Regions from separate parts of the Homo sapiens genome. Here region 1 is linked to region 2. The links are chromatin loops, found by intact Hi-C in ENCODE. Cell type or tissue: heart right ventricle. All regions are shown on one strand. Each heading gives the region's core, and the rest is flanking DNA. Links, peaks and the distances in the headings are about the cores only. Region 1 has its middle 42 kb from the start of GHITM. Region 2 has its middle 210 kb from the start of LINC02650.

Region 1 (8,338 bases), core at 139-8,138, 220 kb after region 2:
GAATACAGGCATGTGCCACCATGTTCACCTATTTTAAACATTCTTTTTTAAATGAGACTACAAAAATAGCAAATGAATTGCTTTACCATAAGGACAGCATTTTACCTTACATTAATGGAACTCCAAATAAGAAAGAAAATCTTAATCCATAAATTCTCACCACTATCCCCACACATCTACAAAGGAACAAACTGGTTTTTCTCCCAGTTTTTACGTTATAAATGTTTGCTATGTTACATCTGAAATTAACTGAAGTCTATCCTTCAGTTGATTCAGTTCAATCCTAAACTGTTGTAAAACAACGATTGTATCAGCAGTGCTTTACTGACCTCAAACTATATAAAATTATAATTAAATACCATGATCTCCTGCAGAAATTGCAAGATAAAGAATTGATTTCTGGTAAAATGATGCAGAGATCTGATTCTTCCTATATTAGTTCATTCTCACACTGCTATGAAAAAACACCCAAGACTGGGTAATTTATAAAGGAAAGAGGCTTAATTGACTCACAGTTCCACATGCCTGTGGAGGCTTCAGGAAACTTACAATCATGGCAGAAGGGGAAGAAAACCTGTCCTTCTTCACAAGGTGGCAGGAGAGAGAAGTGCCGAGCAAAGGAGGAAAGCCCCTTATGAAACCATCAGATCGGCGGATCACAAGGTCAGGAGTTTGAGACCAGCCTGGCCAATATGGTAAAACCCCGTCTCCACCAAAAGTAAAAAATTAGCCAGGTGTAGTGGTGGGTGCCTGTAGTCCAGCTACTCAGAAGGCTGAGGCAGGAGAATCGCTTGAACCTGGGAGGCGGAGATTGCAATGAGCCGAGATCACACCACTGCACTCCAACCTGGGTGACAGAGCAAGAATCCGCCTCAAAAAAAAAAAAAAAAAAAAAAAAAAAAAAAAAAAAACACAGGCCAGGCACAGTGGCTCACACCTGTAATCCCAGCACTTTGGGAGGCCGAGGCGGGCAGGTCACCTGAGGTCGGGAGTTCGAGACCCCCCTAACCAACATGGAGAAACCCGTCTCTACTAATAATACAAAATTAGCCAGGCATGGTGGAGCATGCCTGTAATCCCAGCTACTCCAGACGCTGAGGCAGAAGAATCCCTTGAACCCGGGAGGTGAAGGTTGCAGTGAGCCGAGATCACACCACTGCACTCCAGCCTGGGCAACAAGAGCAAAACTCCATCTCCAAAAAAATAAAAACCCATCAGATCCCGTGAGAACTCACTTACTATCAGAACAGCATGGGGGTAACTGCCCCCATGATTCAATGACCTCCCACTGGGTCCCTCCCATGAGAAGTGGGGATTATGGGAACCACAATTCAAGATGAAATTTGGGTGGCAACACAGCCAAACCACATCACATCCCAAACAGTCTTTGTCATTAGCCCTTCAGAGCAAAAGCTCAGCTCTACTTCTCAGAGGCCCTGGCTCATGGGCACTCACAACCTGGCAGGAGGAAGCAAATGCTGCTTCCCCACTGTCTTAATAATTCGAATGTTGTGGTTAGTGTGCAAGCTGTATGGCTCCCATCTACTCTAAGCTTGGTAGTTCTGAGATACATGATGACTTCTTTCCTTGAAAATAGCCTCAAAGGAGGCTAGATATTTAAAGTGGATACTAATTAATCTGTTAACTTTGAATAAACTCCTTCCTTTTTCTGGAAGGGCCACACAAGAGAATGTTAAGATCTCTTTTAACTCCAACTATCACTGACCTCAACCTTAGAGCCTTTGCCCGGTATAAATCTTCAAACTTCAAATTTATATTTATTTCTAAAGCAAGAACCAAGAATAAGTAGCAAATGGATAATAAATGAATGAACATAAGTGCTTCTACATAAAGGGATTTAGATCTAAATATTATTCTAGTTTCTTTCAAGGACAAGGCTCAAGAAACCCAACATGCTAAATATTCAAGTGTTCTCAGAAAATCTGCTGAGCCAAGTCCATGGTGATATGAATGCTGTCTCCATGTGTTGCTGTTAAAATGCTTATTATAAAGGCTGTAACAGAAAATTTGTCTTATTAAATAGATATGATAATATAAATAGCTGCAATAGATAAGCCCCTCAAACCCTGTACAACATACCAAGAGAGGCATCTAGAATGTATAGCAGGAGGGAAAGCCATGATGGCAGGCTCAGATTTCTCCCCCAGAACTAATTTTAAAAACTTCAGTGCAAGCTCGCTGCAAGGAGAATTTGTATTAAGCACAGACTCATTTATTTTCTGCTGATGAACACAGCCATGTGAACAGCTGATAAAGTCCTCCCTCTCTCTCTCTCCCCCTCTGCAAAAGGGTGCCAAGAATGTAGTTATGAGTTTCAGCTTCAAATTTTAAAACCACCCTATTTACTAATGCAATTATAGGTTTGTTGCCACTGCACTAGGCTAAATATATAGGTGACTTGATTCTATCTTTGCTAATTGTCTTACTTAGCAGGCCTGGCAAGGAAATGCACTCCACCTATCAGAAAATATGTTCTGTGCAACATCCACACAGGAAATGAATGCGATGGGAAGTGATATGAGTATTTCTGGAAAAGTGTCAAAAATCCTTAACAAAAAAGTTGTCAGAATGAGCATGCTGATTGTGCGTTTTGAAATCTGGGTGAGCAAATGCTGGCAGCAGAGTTTTCAGCTGCCTTACGCTGAGGCTTTACAGGGAAAGCTGCCCCATGGCCCACTGACAATGTGCTGGGGTCATTTCCAAGGAATTTCTTATTGAATCTCTGTTTCACTCAATCTCAAAGCCTTCAAGATAGTCACATAGGATAATTCTATTACAATTCTTTAATGTAGCCTAATTCTTTATAACATTTTTAATAATAATTCTATTATTTTAATATTATATTATAATTCTTTAGCCCTGCAGCTTGTTTTTAAAGCCATTAAACCTATAAATAGGGCAAGATACATGATTTGAAGGGCTCAGCACAAAACAAAAATGTTTTAAAAAATTACAAATTTCAAGACAGCAAAAACAGAGCATTAAATCAAGCACAGAGTTCTAAGCAGAGGGCTCTAGGTGACTGCACAGGTCGCACTCCCATGAAGACATCCTTACCTCTAGAAACGTTATTCACTTTCCCCACAGTCAGTGCCATACTGTCTATATAGGCTGCACTTCTCTCCATGTATCCACTGCAATTCCTCTGATCAACTTCTTACACATAGACAATGTTGATCATGTGTGTGTGTGTGTGTGTGTCAAGAACCCTGGGGAATATGTTTTGAAAAGTGAAGCAGAGGTTGGGTGCAGTGGCTCACGCCTGTAATCCCAACAGTCTGGGAGGCCGAGGAGGGTGGATCACTTGAGGTCAGAAGTTCGAGACCAGCCTAGCCAACATAGTGAAACCCTGTCTCTACTAAAAATACAAAAATTAGCTGGGCATGGTGGCATGTGCCTGTAATCCCAGCTACTCAGGGAGGCTGAGGCAGGAGAATCACTTGAACCCAGGAGGCAGAGGTTGCAGTGAGCCAAGATCACGCCATTGCACTCCAGCCTGGGGAATGAGAGGAAAACTCCATCTCAAAAAAAAAAAAAAAAAAAAAAAAGGAAAGAGAAGCAGAGAACACTGCCTCTGATTTACTCTGTCTCATTGAGCTTACTACCAGGTGTGTTTAGGCCTTGGACTCATGGGCCAAAGCACAAGATGCTCACCTTTTGTCTCTGCTGTAAATTATTTTTCAAACATAAAACACTGCCTTAAACTTAATAACATTAAATGCTCAGACTCATAATACAAAAAAAGAATATTGAAGGAAGAAATGTCAGCATTTTACTTAGAGGTATAATAAGGCTATGGGGGGTTAGGCATGAAATATAAAATATGAACTGCTAGAATAGGCGTACTTCCATTGATATTAATAAATAGCATTCGGCATTTAATCAGGAATGATCGAGACATAATCTGTTCAAATTAATCCTACAGCATAACAGATTCAAAATCACTATAAATAATTTAAGGTTTTTCATTATTAATATTTTCTTTTCTTTAAAGCCTGAATTATCCAAAGATATTAAAAATGGTCCCATGTTAATGGACCTGATTTTAATGACCTATTCGAGTGCCGCATCTGCAGAACATTGCTTAGGGAAATTTTTGAACAGTAAATAAATACAAAGAAGAAAAAAGCTTAAGAGAAAGAATGAAAAGCAAATGGACATTCGATTATTTCTAGGCAAGGTTCATTTTCAGCCTGATTTGTGACTTTAACATGCACAGCTAGCGCCACCTATAGAAACAATAAAAAATTCTGCTATTAGTAAATAGGGTCTTTCTGCAACAATTGAACTGGATCAAATGTCATGAAGAAATGAGGCAGCATTGTAGTAAAAAAAAAAAAACTCTGGTCTTTGTTCAATAAACAAAAGGAACTTACTCTAATGAGCCCCAGCACTGAGCCACAGAAGATTTATTGTAATTGGAAAACATGGTTTATTATTAAGGCCCCTTCTAAGTCTTATCCCAGACTATTGTAAGAAAGAAACAAGAGAAACCAGCATAATAGCAATTTTACCAGAGAGGGAAAGACTACTGAGTCTTTTATTTTAACTAAGATACAACATTGCTTGTACTTTTCTTCTTTAACTTGTTTATTTATATTTTAAAACATTTTGGGGGTACTTACTTTCTGCCAGGTAATTTAAAATACTCCGTTCTCCAGTAACATCTGACCTAATTGGAAAAAATAGTATCCCACATCAGAAGTATGAAGTGCCATAAGACTCATGGCATAGATGAAAGGTATGGCGTATAAAAGAAAGAGAAGGTACTTCTAGCTGGGCAGATCAGGGAAAGCTACATGGAGAAGTGGTACATGAGCTAGACCTAGAAGGAAGAATTTGATTGGGAAATGAAGAGATTGAGAGAGAAGGGAAAAGTGGGACAATAAAATCTGCGTAGGAAGAACAGCAAACAGTTCAGAAAGCAAGTGCAGAAAGAGACATTTGGAAGATTATCCTGGAGCCAAAGCAATAAAATAGTAAGCACTTGCAGAGAGTTTGCCACAAGCCAGACACCATTCCGCACATTTACTATAGATTCCCTCGTGTCATCCTCAGAATAGCCATTAATCAGCAGGTACAACATTTCATGTCTACATTGTACAGATAAGAAACAGAAGCACCACAAAGTTACATAACTTGCCCAACATCACATGGCTAGTAAGGTTTGAACCACACTGATAGCCACTACCCACTCTTGCCTCTTGATAATACAGAGTTTGAACTTAACTTTCTCCAAGATGAAGAAAAGTGGAAGAGTTGCTCATTTTTTCAACATAAACAAATGCTTCTATGAAAAAGTAAATAAATACTCATAACACAAAAGATAAAGCAAAAAGAAGGGGGGAAATACAATTTCACTTTCCAGAGACAAACTGTCAACATTTTATTCTGATTTATTCCAATACATTCTAAAACCATCTAAATATATTCTAAGTGTTAAAGTAATAGATACACATGTTAACAACCTAAAGAATAAAATAAAGTTAATACTGGGCAGGGCGCCGTGGCCCACGTCTGTAATCCCAGCACTTTGGGAGGCCGAGGCAGGCAGATCACTTGAGGTCAGGAGTTCAAGACCACCCTGACCAAGAGGTGAAACCCTCTCTCTACTAAAGATACACAATTAGCCAGGTATGGTGGCACATGCCTGTAATCCCAGCTACTCGGGAGGCTGAGGCAGGAGAATCACTTGAACCCAGGAGGCAGAGGTTTCAGTGAGCCAAAATCCTGCCACTTCACTCCAGCCTGGGCAACAAGAGTGAAACTCTATCTCAAAAAAAGAAAGAAAGAGAGAAAAGGATAAAAAAGAAAGTTTACACTGGAAAGAAACATAGACTACCTCACCCTCCCTGCCCTCCCTCCCTCACCATGTCTCCCACCTTCCTTGCCCCAGAGACAGCCTGTAGAAGATCTAAGAATTAGAGGCAATATCTATTGAATGCACATTTTCTGCTCCCATTCCCCAATGTTTGCAATTATAATACTGTTTTTAATTTCACTACAGGCTACCTTAATAGTTTTAAGTAATGTAGTAGTCCTCTATTTGTTCATCAACTTTAGTGGGTTCATTCTTCCCTTCACAAAATGGGAATATTGATACTCATTCCCTCCCTCTCAACTCTCCTCCCTTGACCTTCTGCAACTTCACTTTCATTTTACAGTACTAAGGTTGTTAACGTTTATATTCTCAGCTGTAACTACGACCAAGCCTTCCACTCTTTCTACTTAGGTTGACTTTAAGAGCTAAAAGCCAATAAGCAGTATTTACATTAATATGACTCTAAATATTTTTTACTGCAAAGCCAAATGTAATGCTAAGATTATATTTCCCTTTTTGCAAGTTCAGTGCCAATCCGTGGGCCACAGAGAGGAGCGTGATCCCTGTATCAAGGTGAAATGGGTTATCTTACACTCTACCAATTGTGTTAAAATCATTGCATATTTTATTTTGTTTCAGTTTGGGTTACAGTGACTTGTGGTCTCACGTGACTTTTATTTTGGGGGAGGTTTCAAATGGCCTTTTTTGAGCCTCCTGTACCGCTATTTCAAGATAAACTGTGCTCCAGGCTAAATCCATGGCTCTTGCCTGGATTTCCCCTCACTGCCCTCTTAGATTGGACCCACTGTGCCCTCTTGCCCTCTTGAATGGGGTTCATCCTCTTTTTGGAATTCCTTCCTAATTTTTCTAGAACATATCATCATGGCACTTCCTAAGGATTATGCTAGAGATAAGCCACCTGATTCCATGAATGCCTGAAAATGTCCTAATCTATTCGGTTTTCCAAGGAAACAGAAATCACTGTAAGTATTTAAACTGGGGGACTTAAATGGAGAAAATCAGTTGCATAAATAATGGAAGAAATGAGAACCAAACAAGGGTGAAAGGCAACACAGGCATTACAGACAGTGGACATTCACAGCCTTCCTTAGGCTTGAGGGACAAAGCAGGAGGCAATGTTAGCAGATCCCAGACATGGGCCAGGTCACCTAGAAGAAACTAGAGCCGCAAAGAAGACACAGCCACGGTCGGATTCGACTAGAGGCATGGGGATAGGAGACTCATACGCTGATTTCTTCATTCCTCCTGTATTTCATTGATTGAACCCGACCAGAAGCCAGTAAAACAGAGGCCTAGGAAATGCAGCACACATGACTAGTCCCCTGCAATGCAGAGAAGAGGAAGGGTGAGGAATCATCCCAGAGAAAACAGGCTGAAAGGAAGAAACAGTTTTTCTCCTCCTACTCACACACTCAACACAGAATGCTTCTGTGACCAGATGTGTGGAGGGTTTTCTTCCCACACCAAATGTCCAGTAGACACTGTAGGAGAGAAAACATTTTTTTCTTTCTCTTTTGGATTCTTAGCTGAGACACTCTCCTGAAAGTGTAGAAATCAGATTAACAAAAGAAAAACATGTAGAAATGTATTAACACATGTTGTACTCATCACACGGGAGAGGCCTCAGTTCAAGAGCATTTCTCTCACAAGGCAGTGGCTTGGCGCCATGCTTGAATAGCATTTTAACAAATAACCATAAATCTATATAGTGACTAGTCATAGTAGACAGCAGTTCCAGTCTTTTAAAAGGCATTCAAATATGGGCAAATAGTAAAACCTGTTCCCAGATTCCCCTGGTGCTTGTGGGTCCTTCTCTGAGTTAATAAGCAAGTATTGTCTCCAGTAAGGAAAGATTTATCCACTGGGCAAATAGAGGCTGGGACAGTGTTCCAACGCCTTTTCAGTGTCTTTAACTTAACAGTCTTCAATATTTGGGGGAGAAATATTTTAGTTTCCTTCAGACCCATTTTGAAACGTTACTTTCAGAAAGTTTTACATATGAAAATCTAAGTTGGTAGCTTTGGAGAGATTTGAGTTAGAGGTTTTGAGACAAGGGATTGGCAAGTAGGGAAAAAAACATGTAACCAGAAAAAAGAACAAGTTTGGGTACATTGTCCCATATCCTATTGAAATAATCTTTTAGTCCTGAGAACAGTCAGATTCAGTTGAACAGCTGTGTCTAATTCCAGGAGGTGATGTTGTAGGTGGGTTTTCATCACATTAGTTTTCTATGTGGTATAGGCAAACAAACATTTAGAAAGCAGTACTCCTATAGAAGCAAAAGAAAAACAAAGGTTAATGTCTGAAGCGGTCTACAAACTAGTCTGATTCTGGAGGGCAGTCAGCTGAGAAGATTTTTAGATTTGTGTTCAGAGTATCTTGTTGGAATGGAAGTAAACAAAGGTAATCTGACAGATTTTCTTGGATTGTAGTTTGTATGAGATGTTTCAGTGAACTTTCCATCTAAAAATAAAT
Region 2 (8,338 bases), core at 291-8,290:
CTTACATGCTCTGAGGAAACAAACTAACAAGCTGTCATATCATGAAGAACCTCAGGCGGTCAAGGGGAAGGCCCACGTTACAAGGAACCAGGGCCTCCAGCAACAGCAGTGAGGGACTCGGGCCCCTGCCAACACTCACCTGAGCCATCTTGGAAGGAGGGCTTCCTCCAGCCTCACGTTGAGATGACTGCAGCCCCAGCAGGCCGAAAGCCTGACTTCAACCCCATGAGGGACTCAGATCCAGAGCCTCTCAGCTAATCCACTCCCTGATCCCTGACCCTCAGAAACTATGAAGTAAGAAATATTTGTTGTTTTAAGTTGTTATGTATTGTGGGTAATTTGTTATGTGACAAGATAACTAAGGAACCATGCATTTTATTCCAAGTAGACAACCAGTTTTTCAATCCTAGAATATCTAAACACTCACGAAACAAGGGTGAGGTTACTGGACACTGAGTAGGGTGGTGGTGAGAAACTTACCCCAGTCTCCCCTCCCAGTCTTGAACACACAGGGCTGAGGGAGCAGAGCAAAGCTGAAAGGTTGTTCCTGCCTCTGCAGGGCTTGTCACCCCCATCATTTGTCTCAAGCCACACTCACAGCCCACTGCCCCAAGGACTGCAGCCAGTGCCCTTCCTCTGGCCCCCTGGCCTCCCTCATCTCCCTTGCCTGCCCATACACCTGCCACAGCTCTGAACCACAGTCTAATCAGGACACTTCCCTCCTTACAATCTTTCAATAATTCCCTGTATTTTTATAAAATACTATTTAATTACAATTAGAGCCCTACCCCCTCTCCCACCTCCTTCACAGTAACCTCTACATTCCTTTCCAGCTATTTCTCACATTTCCCCTGAATAACAAGATGGGGAAAGAAGGGTAAGTGTAGTTTTTTGGCTTTGGTTTTGTTTTTGCTCAGCTATAGGGCTAATTCTAAGAGGATGGGTAGCTTCCCCACTCCCATGTCAGCCCAAAAAGAGGAGGATGGCTCAGGCATTGATTTCAGCAGGTGTCAATGTCCCCGGGCATTGGATGTGGGGTGAGAAAAAGTAGTGATGGGAATGGGCAGGGGGTGGACAACCCTAGGTGTCTCCTGGCAGCAAAATCCTAGCTCCTGGGAACACACAAGCTTCCATCAGGACCCCAGCCAGGAATCTGGGCTGGCAACTGTCATGTAGTATGTCAGAGCCCAAGCAAGTGGGCTGGATCAGCCTGGCCCTCAGGCCAGAGAGCCAGCAAGCTCTGCAAGGGCCAAGTGCAGCAGCCCACAGGTGTTGGGGAGTTAGGCAAATGCAAGCACTGTCATGGGGAGCCAGATCCATGCAGAACCCACCTGCTACGCACCTGCCTGGATGAGCACTGACCTGGGGACACAGATGGCTGAGCCTGCAGGGAGAAGCTCCTTGGGCAGCACTCTCCTCTTGGAACAGAAACTGGATCTCACTTAGCATTACCTTGGAGAGAGGTCAGCTCCTGTTGGAAATAGCATGCAACCCTTCCACCATGACTTTCTACCATTAAAGGATTATAGACACAGTTACTTCTCATATCTTCTAGATGCCTCCTCCTTTCCCCATCACCCTTTCACCTCTGCTTCCTCTACTCCCTTCCAACCTCACCAGTTGCTCTGCCTTTCCTCCACTAGGTCACAGGGCTCTGGCCTTTGGTTTTCTAACTAGTGAAGGACTAGAGGGAAGGTGCGAGTCTTGATGGTCAGGGATGCCCCGTCTCATTCTTGCCAGGCTCTTAAATCTCATCTCCCAAAATGTACCATTCTTCCTCTGGCATGGCTTCTCCAGATAAGGCTCACCTCCATGCAGAGGCCACACATAGCCGCACTATCCTAGGGACCCATCCACAATACTGCCTGATGATACATTTGCTGAAAGTCATAAGTAATCCATCATTAGTCAAGTCTTGCATACATTAGTGTGGTGCAGTGCTAGTGAGAGTTCAACGCAGCAGGTTTGGGCTTCCAAGGCTGCCTGCACCATAGCTCCAAGCTGGGTAACTTCAGGCACTTACTCTCTCTCATCCTGAGTTTCCTAATCTGTAGAATGAATATTATAACATAAACAAAGTAATTGAAGAGCCCAGTGAGATAACATAGTAGGCACCACCCTGGTGCCTGGAACATTCTAAATGTTCCAGAATGAGCAGTCTCTTCATCTTTCCCCATATTTCCCTTCATCCTCCCTCTTTCCAAACAAATTGAAAACTCCTTGAGGGTAGGTGCTGCAAATTGTAAGATCTCTGTAGCCCCAGCTCTACCATAATTCCCCCGTATGCTGCTGGAATCAAAAAGGTTGATATTATGATGACAATTTGAGTGGCGGGATGGGCAGGCATTCATCACGAGGATAAGGTTCACACAGATTCACTGCTGGAAAACAACTGAAAGTGTATCTTTGGCAAACAGACTTCCCACATGGCAGGCCACGCCAAACCGGACATGCTCACCTATGACCTCATCTTCCTTACTTATACTAGGATTCTTCAAGTTTCAGAAAACGTACACTGCCAGCTAAGAAGGCCTCAACACCCAAATGTCCCCATCATGACCTGTGCACCTGCAGCCCATGACAGCCCTGGGAGGGACTCACACGAGGGTAGCCTCTGTGCCTGTTGAGTCTCCTGCTCACAAGTACCTCCCATGACACTCAGCCTTTGACTAGCCTCACAAAATCTAACACTCCATGGCTCAGAATTGCGTATTCATTGAGATTACTTCTGTTTTTACTTGCTAGCAATTGGGAACTGGCCAAAGGAAGCTTAGTTGCACTCCTCACCCTTTATTTAGGCAAACCTTCTAGTGAAAGCATCAGCAAAAGTCATTCATGCCCAAAAGAGTATACATAGTACCTGGTCCTAATGGCTGGAGGGTCCAAATGCTACCCCCAATGCCACACAGTTCAGTAGCCTAACGATACCTTCATTTGGGCCCCAAAGATGGTACCCCTCGCCTTTTTCTGGGAAAGGAGAGATTAGGAAATTCAACATCAAACCAAAAGCTTGGATCTTACTTGTGTCTGTCAAAGTTTTCTGTGACAGAGAATAGCATGCAGGGTTCTAAACTGTTAAGTGGAGGGTGGAATAAAACCTAGAGAAAGAGACTGGATCAGTTCTCTTTTGGATAGAGACAGGCCTCAAAACAAAGGGCTCTGGTTTGGAGATTTTGTTTTTCTAGTCACATACACTGTACCAGATCTGGACAGAATTTTTAGCATGAAGTTTGAGGCCCCTACTCTCCAAGCCCTTTCTCATAGTGAGTCCCCTTCTCCTTTCTCCACCAAGACACAATCAGACACCATCTCATCTTGACAGTCACTTGCACAAGCATTGTACCATTTTATGACACATAATTCCCACTTCTTTTCCCTAGGCAACTAGGACTGAAAAATGTATAGGCTACTTCTGGAAAGGGCAGTGAATCCAACAGGAAAACACCCCAAATGCAGATAAATTGAGAACTGGCCTTTTAAAGGTCTAACAGAACTCACTTGTTTCAGACCCTTGAAAAACAAAAGCCTGATTCTTTTCCCCTTGTCTTTTATCTTCAGAAACCACCTTGTCTCTTTAGATTGTTTTTTCCTTCTTCACACAAGGGACAGAATCATTAACAACCCTTCAGGCTTTCCCAGGATCACGTCAATTAATCTGATTTGGGGTATTTCCCTTGGTTAGCAACAGTGAGTGGAGCCATGAGCCTGCTTCAAGCTCCTGAAATTGAAGCCCATGTCATTCACTTCTCATGCAAAGGCTCAAGGCTCCCTGGTGAAATCAGGGACTTAAATTGGCCTTGTTCTTTTACCCAGGCAATTAATAATGCAGTTGGCAAAAAATCACAGCTTGTTTGCTAAGCTCTAGAGACAGCTGCCAACATTCCTTAATTGAGTCCAAACTGCTGGGTTAAGGTGCTTTTCTCCAGGATCTGCTGAGTGGAACAGAGGGGGCTTTGCCAAAGATCTGCTCTCTCCGGGAAAGAAATCCTGGCTGACTGTTTATGTAAGAAAACCAAAACCTCCTGGCTTGTGCACAGTACTTTGTAGTTTACAAAATGTTTCTCAGCAGTTGTCTCAGTAGTTACTGCTCAATATCTTCCATTTTCATTTCCCAAAAAACAAAATGGACTGTGGATACACTCAAATCTAACTTGTTGTCAGGTAGGAACTGACTTCATATAGGGTTGGTCAACCTGGCTTATAAATTTCAATCCTTCCTTAGTTACAGTTCAGTTTCTTCTTGGTCTCTCTCTCTTCTTTTTTTTTTAAATTTTTATTCTTTTTTTATTGTACTTTAAGTTCTGGGTTACATGTACTGAACATGCAGGTTTGTTACATAGGTATACATGTGCCATGCTGGTTTGCTGCACCCATAAACCCGTCATCTAGGCTTTAAGCCCTACATGCATTAGGTATTTGTTCTAATGCTCTCCCTCCCCTTTCCCTCAACCCCCCGACAGGCCCTGGTGTGTGATGCTCCTCTCCCTGTGTCCATGTGTTCTCATTGCTCAGCTCTCACTTATGAGTGAGAACATGCAGTGTTCTGTTTTCTGTTCCTGTGTTACTTTGCTGAGGATGATGGTTTCCAGCTTCATCCATGGTTCTCTCCATCTTCTTTTAACCTCTCAGAACAGTGATACCATACTTCTTTCCACAGAACACACACACACGTGCACACAAGTGCATACACACACACACACACACACAAATGACTAGCTTCCAGAAAACTTTTAGACATATCATGATTCCTACTCAAAATCCTCTGAACTCTTTATTGTTCAAGGATACAGTTTAAAATCTTTAGCCAGATCCTCTATGTTGGTGCATGAAGATCTATGTGATTCATTTTAACCACCACGTGAGAGTATTTTATTGGATGTATAACCCATAATAAATCTACCCATTCTCTTCCTGAAGAGTAGTCCATTTATTGTCACTGTTTGGCAATTACAAATGATGCTGAAATGAAGATTCTTGCCCGTGTCTCTTGTTTATTCACATCGGAGGTTCCCTAGGTAAGAAGTGACATTGCCAGGTCATAGGATATACATATTTTCAACTTTGTTGAGAATTGACAATTTGTCCTCTTAATTATTTGTACTGATTTTAACTCCCACCAGCAATTTATAATTCATCTTTCCTACATCTTCATCAAACACGTTACTAGTCAATAATCCTTAACAATTCTGTAGGTAGGAAATTATATCTCATGTTTGTTCTAATTAACATTACTAGAGAGGGTGGAAATCCTGTTTTACTTTTATTCTCTCTTTTTTTTTTTTGGCCATTCAGATTTCTTCCTCTGTGAATTGTTCACTCATGTATTTTGCCTATATTTCCTCTGTTGACTTGTTTGTCTTTTTCTTGATTTGTAGACATACAAATATATTCTACATACAAATCTTTTTATGATTTCATTTTTCTAAATATCTTATCCTACATAGGTTTTTAATTTTAAAACAGATTGTACTTTATGTTTAAAACACATATCCCTACTCAGTGACATTATGATATTCTCCTTTATTCTAGAAGATTTACAATTTTTTCTTTCATGTTTTAGTGTAGTTTTTCTTGATTTTATATTGGGAAAACTTGAAATTAGTACATGATTTTATCTTTTTCTTTGCCTGTATGGTTAGCCTATTGTCCTAGAAAAAATAATTGAATAGTCCATCTGTTTTCTGCCATGTTTAATACCATTCACCATGTATCAAGCTCAGTTTCATGTGTAGTTCTGTCTCTGAGTTCTCTCTTCTATACTATTATTCTATTTGACTAAGCCTATGTGATATGGTTTGCATGTATGTGTCCTCCAAATCTCATGTTTAAGTGTGATCCCTGCTGTTGGAGGTGGGGCCTGGTGGGAGGTGTCCAGGTCATGGGAGCAGATCCCTCATGAATGGCTTGGTGAAGTCCTCACAGTAATGAGGGAGTTCTCACTCTCAATTCATGCTAAGATCTGGTTGTTTACAAGAGTCTGGGACCTCTGTCTTCTCTCTCTTGCTTCCACTCTTGCCACGCGATGAACCTGCTCCCGATTTGCCTTCCGTCATTATTGTAAGCTTCCTGAGGCCCTCACCAGGACCAGATGCTGGCACCATGCTTCCTCTACAGCATGCAGAACCATAAGCCAGTTAATCCTTTTTTCTTTATAAATTACCCCGCCTCTGGTACTTCTTTATGGCAACACAAAAATGAACTCACTGTGCAAATATCAAACTGTCTTAACTATTATAGCTTCTTATTGTTTGGCTGTACATATTCTTGGCCTCCTTTTCCCTTAGAATCTTAGAATCAGAACACTGAGTTCTATAAATACCTTGTTGAAATTTTGATCATAATCTCATGGTTTATGAAATAATTTTTTGATAATAACAATCCTTATAATGTTGACTCATGCTATAACTTAGCTCTTAAGTCTTTAGGTCATGTTTCGTTATTTTATCTCTATACATTATCTCTAATCCCATAGTTTTGTCTCCATACTGGTATTAAATTTTTTTAAATTATTTGTTGCTATGTGTTAATACACAATGGATTTTGAGTATTAATCTTGTGTCCAGCAATTTTGTGAGCTCTTTGGTTCAAATAACTTTTTGTAAAATCTCTTAAATTTTCTATGCAGATAAGCATATTTTCTATGAGTAACATTACTTTGAGTTCTTCATTTTTAAACTCCATGTCTTCTCTTTCTTTCCTAAAATTAGATTGTTGGTCAGTGTATTAGTCTGTTCTCACACGCTAATAAAGATATGCCAGAGACTGGGTAATTTATAAAAAAAAAAAAAAAAAAAAGAGGTTTAATGGACTCACAGTTCCACATGGCTGGGGAGGCCTCACAATCACGGTGGAAGCTGAAGAAGGAACAAAGGCACATGACAGCGGGCAAGAAAGCATATATGTAGGGGAATTCCCCTTTATAAAACTATCAGATCTCATGAGACTTATTCACTATCATGAGAACAACATGGGAAAACCTGCCCCCATGATTAAATTACCTCCCACTGGGTCCCTCCCACATCACATGGGGATTATGGGAGCTACAATTCAACACGAGATTTGGGTGTGGACACAGCTAAACCATATCAGCCAGAAATACTTGATTATCATCAATTTTATGTGGTTCAACCCAATATTAGTATACTGCCTCAAATTTCCAATGCAATACTGAATAGAAATAGTAATAGAGGGTATTCTTGATTTATAGCTGACTTTTTAGGCAATGCTTCTAGTATTTCACTGTTTAGCATGATAAATACTGCAGGCATTTAGTAAATACCATCTTTAGTTAGGAGACATTCCCTTTCATTTCTGTTTTAAAAGATTTTTAGTTACCTTTTTTCAACTATAACTACCCCTATGAGCCAGGTGTGGTGACATGCACCTGTAGACCCAGATACTCAGACACTGAAGCGAGAGGACTGCTTGAGCCCAGAAGTTCAAGGCCAGCCTAAGCAATATAGTTAGACCCTATATCTAAAAAAAAAAAAACAACAGAACAAACCAAAACAAAAACAAAGCAAACAAAACCTACCACTACATTTCTGGGAAGAACCTACATAGCATGAATTATTTCATAAATAATATGAATGTGTTTCGATATTCTCCTTCCCATTCTCTTTCACACAAACACACACACACTCAGACACCCCTAGGTTTAGTCTGCTAATAGTTCATTTAGGACTTTTGCCTCTCTGACCATAATTAACCTGCAAATCTTATTTTTCATGATGCCTTTGCCTGATTTTGGAATCAAGGTGCTAATGACCTTACAAAATTAACTGGGATGTTTTCCTTCTTTTCTATTCTCTGAAAATATTTGCATAAAGATTATCTATTGCTCAAAGGATTGGAAGAAGATGTCTGTACATAGTCTGGATCTATTTTTCATTAACATTGGAGCAACTGGGTAAATTGCTAATAACTGATTCACCTCTTTTTATGGGAATTTTATATTTCTTTATAAATTATTTTGATGAATATAGTGAATATAAAGGATTCTTCACTAAAATATTCAAATTTATCAGCATGCAGTTATTTATGATTTTTCTCACATGAAGTTTTAAAATTCAGATTCCCTTCAGCTTGAGGATCCCTGAGCCAACTAATTATAAAAATTAGAACTTCAACTGTTGGGGACACAAACCCATGGTCACAAATTATCCTAGGGAATGTTTTTCCTACCCAGGGTCCAAGCAGCAACAGAAAATTTTTTTGCCGTCTGCCTGTGTCTGTGTTGGAAAGTGCATTTTTTCTGGTTGTCTTTCCCACTCACCCACCGCGGTCCTTCTACCTTCACTGCTTTATGCAGGGGTCTCAGTTTCAGCATGCTGCCATG

What was found. A loop is a pair of places that touch in the nucleus more often than their neighbours do. Peaks named below come from ENCODE experiments on the same cell type or tissue, not always from the same donor. Only the 100,000 strongest peaks of a DNase experiment are listed, where the experiment ranks them.
Region 1: a loop joins it to region 2, with 8 times the contacts of the local background. A loop is called at or near these places in 8 of 110 quality-filtered maps.

The regions. Positions count from the first base shown.
Region 1 is chr10:84,093,737-84,102,074 of GRCh38, forward strand. No RefSeq gene overlaps it. Among named protein-coding and RNA genes, the nearest start is that of GHITM, 42 kb to the right of the region's middle. In heart right ventricle, for the core only: a CTCF peak has its summit at 4,261; a DNase peak (open chromatin) is centred at 2,667; H3K27ac peaks cover 933 bases.
Region 2 is chr10:83,877,986-83,886,323 of GRCh38, forward strand. No RefSeq gene overlaps it. Among named protein-coding and RNA genes, the nearest start is that of LINC02650, 210 kb to the left of the region's middle. In heart right ventricle, for the core only: no CTCF peak of the experiment used is centred there; no DNase peak of the experiment used is centred there; H3K27ac peaks cover 2,029 bases.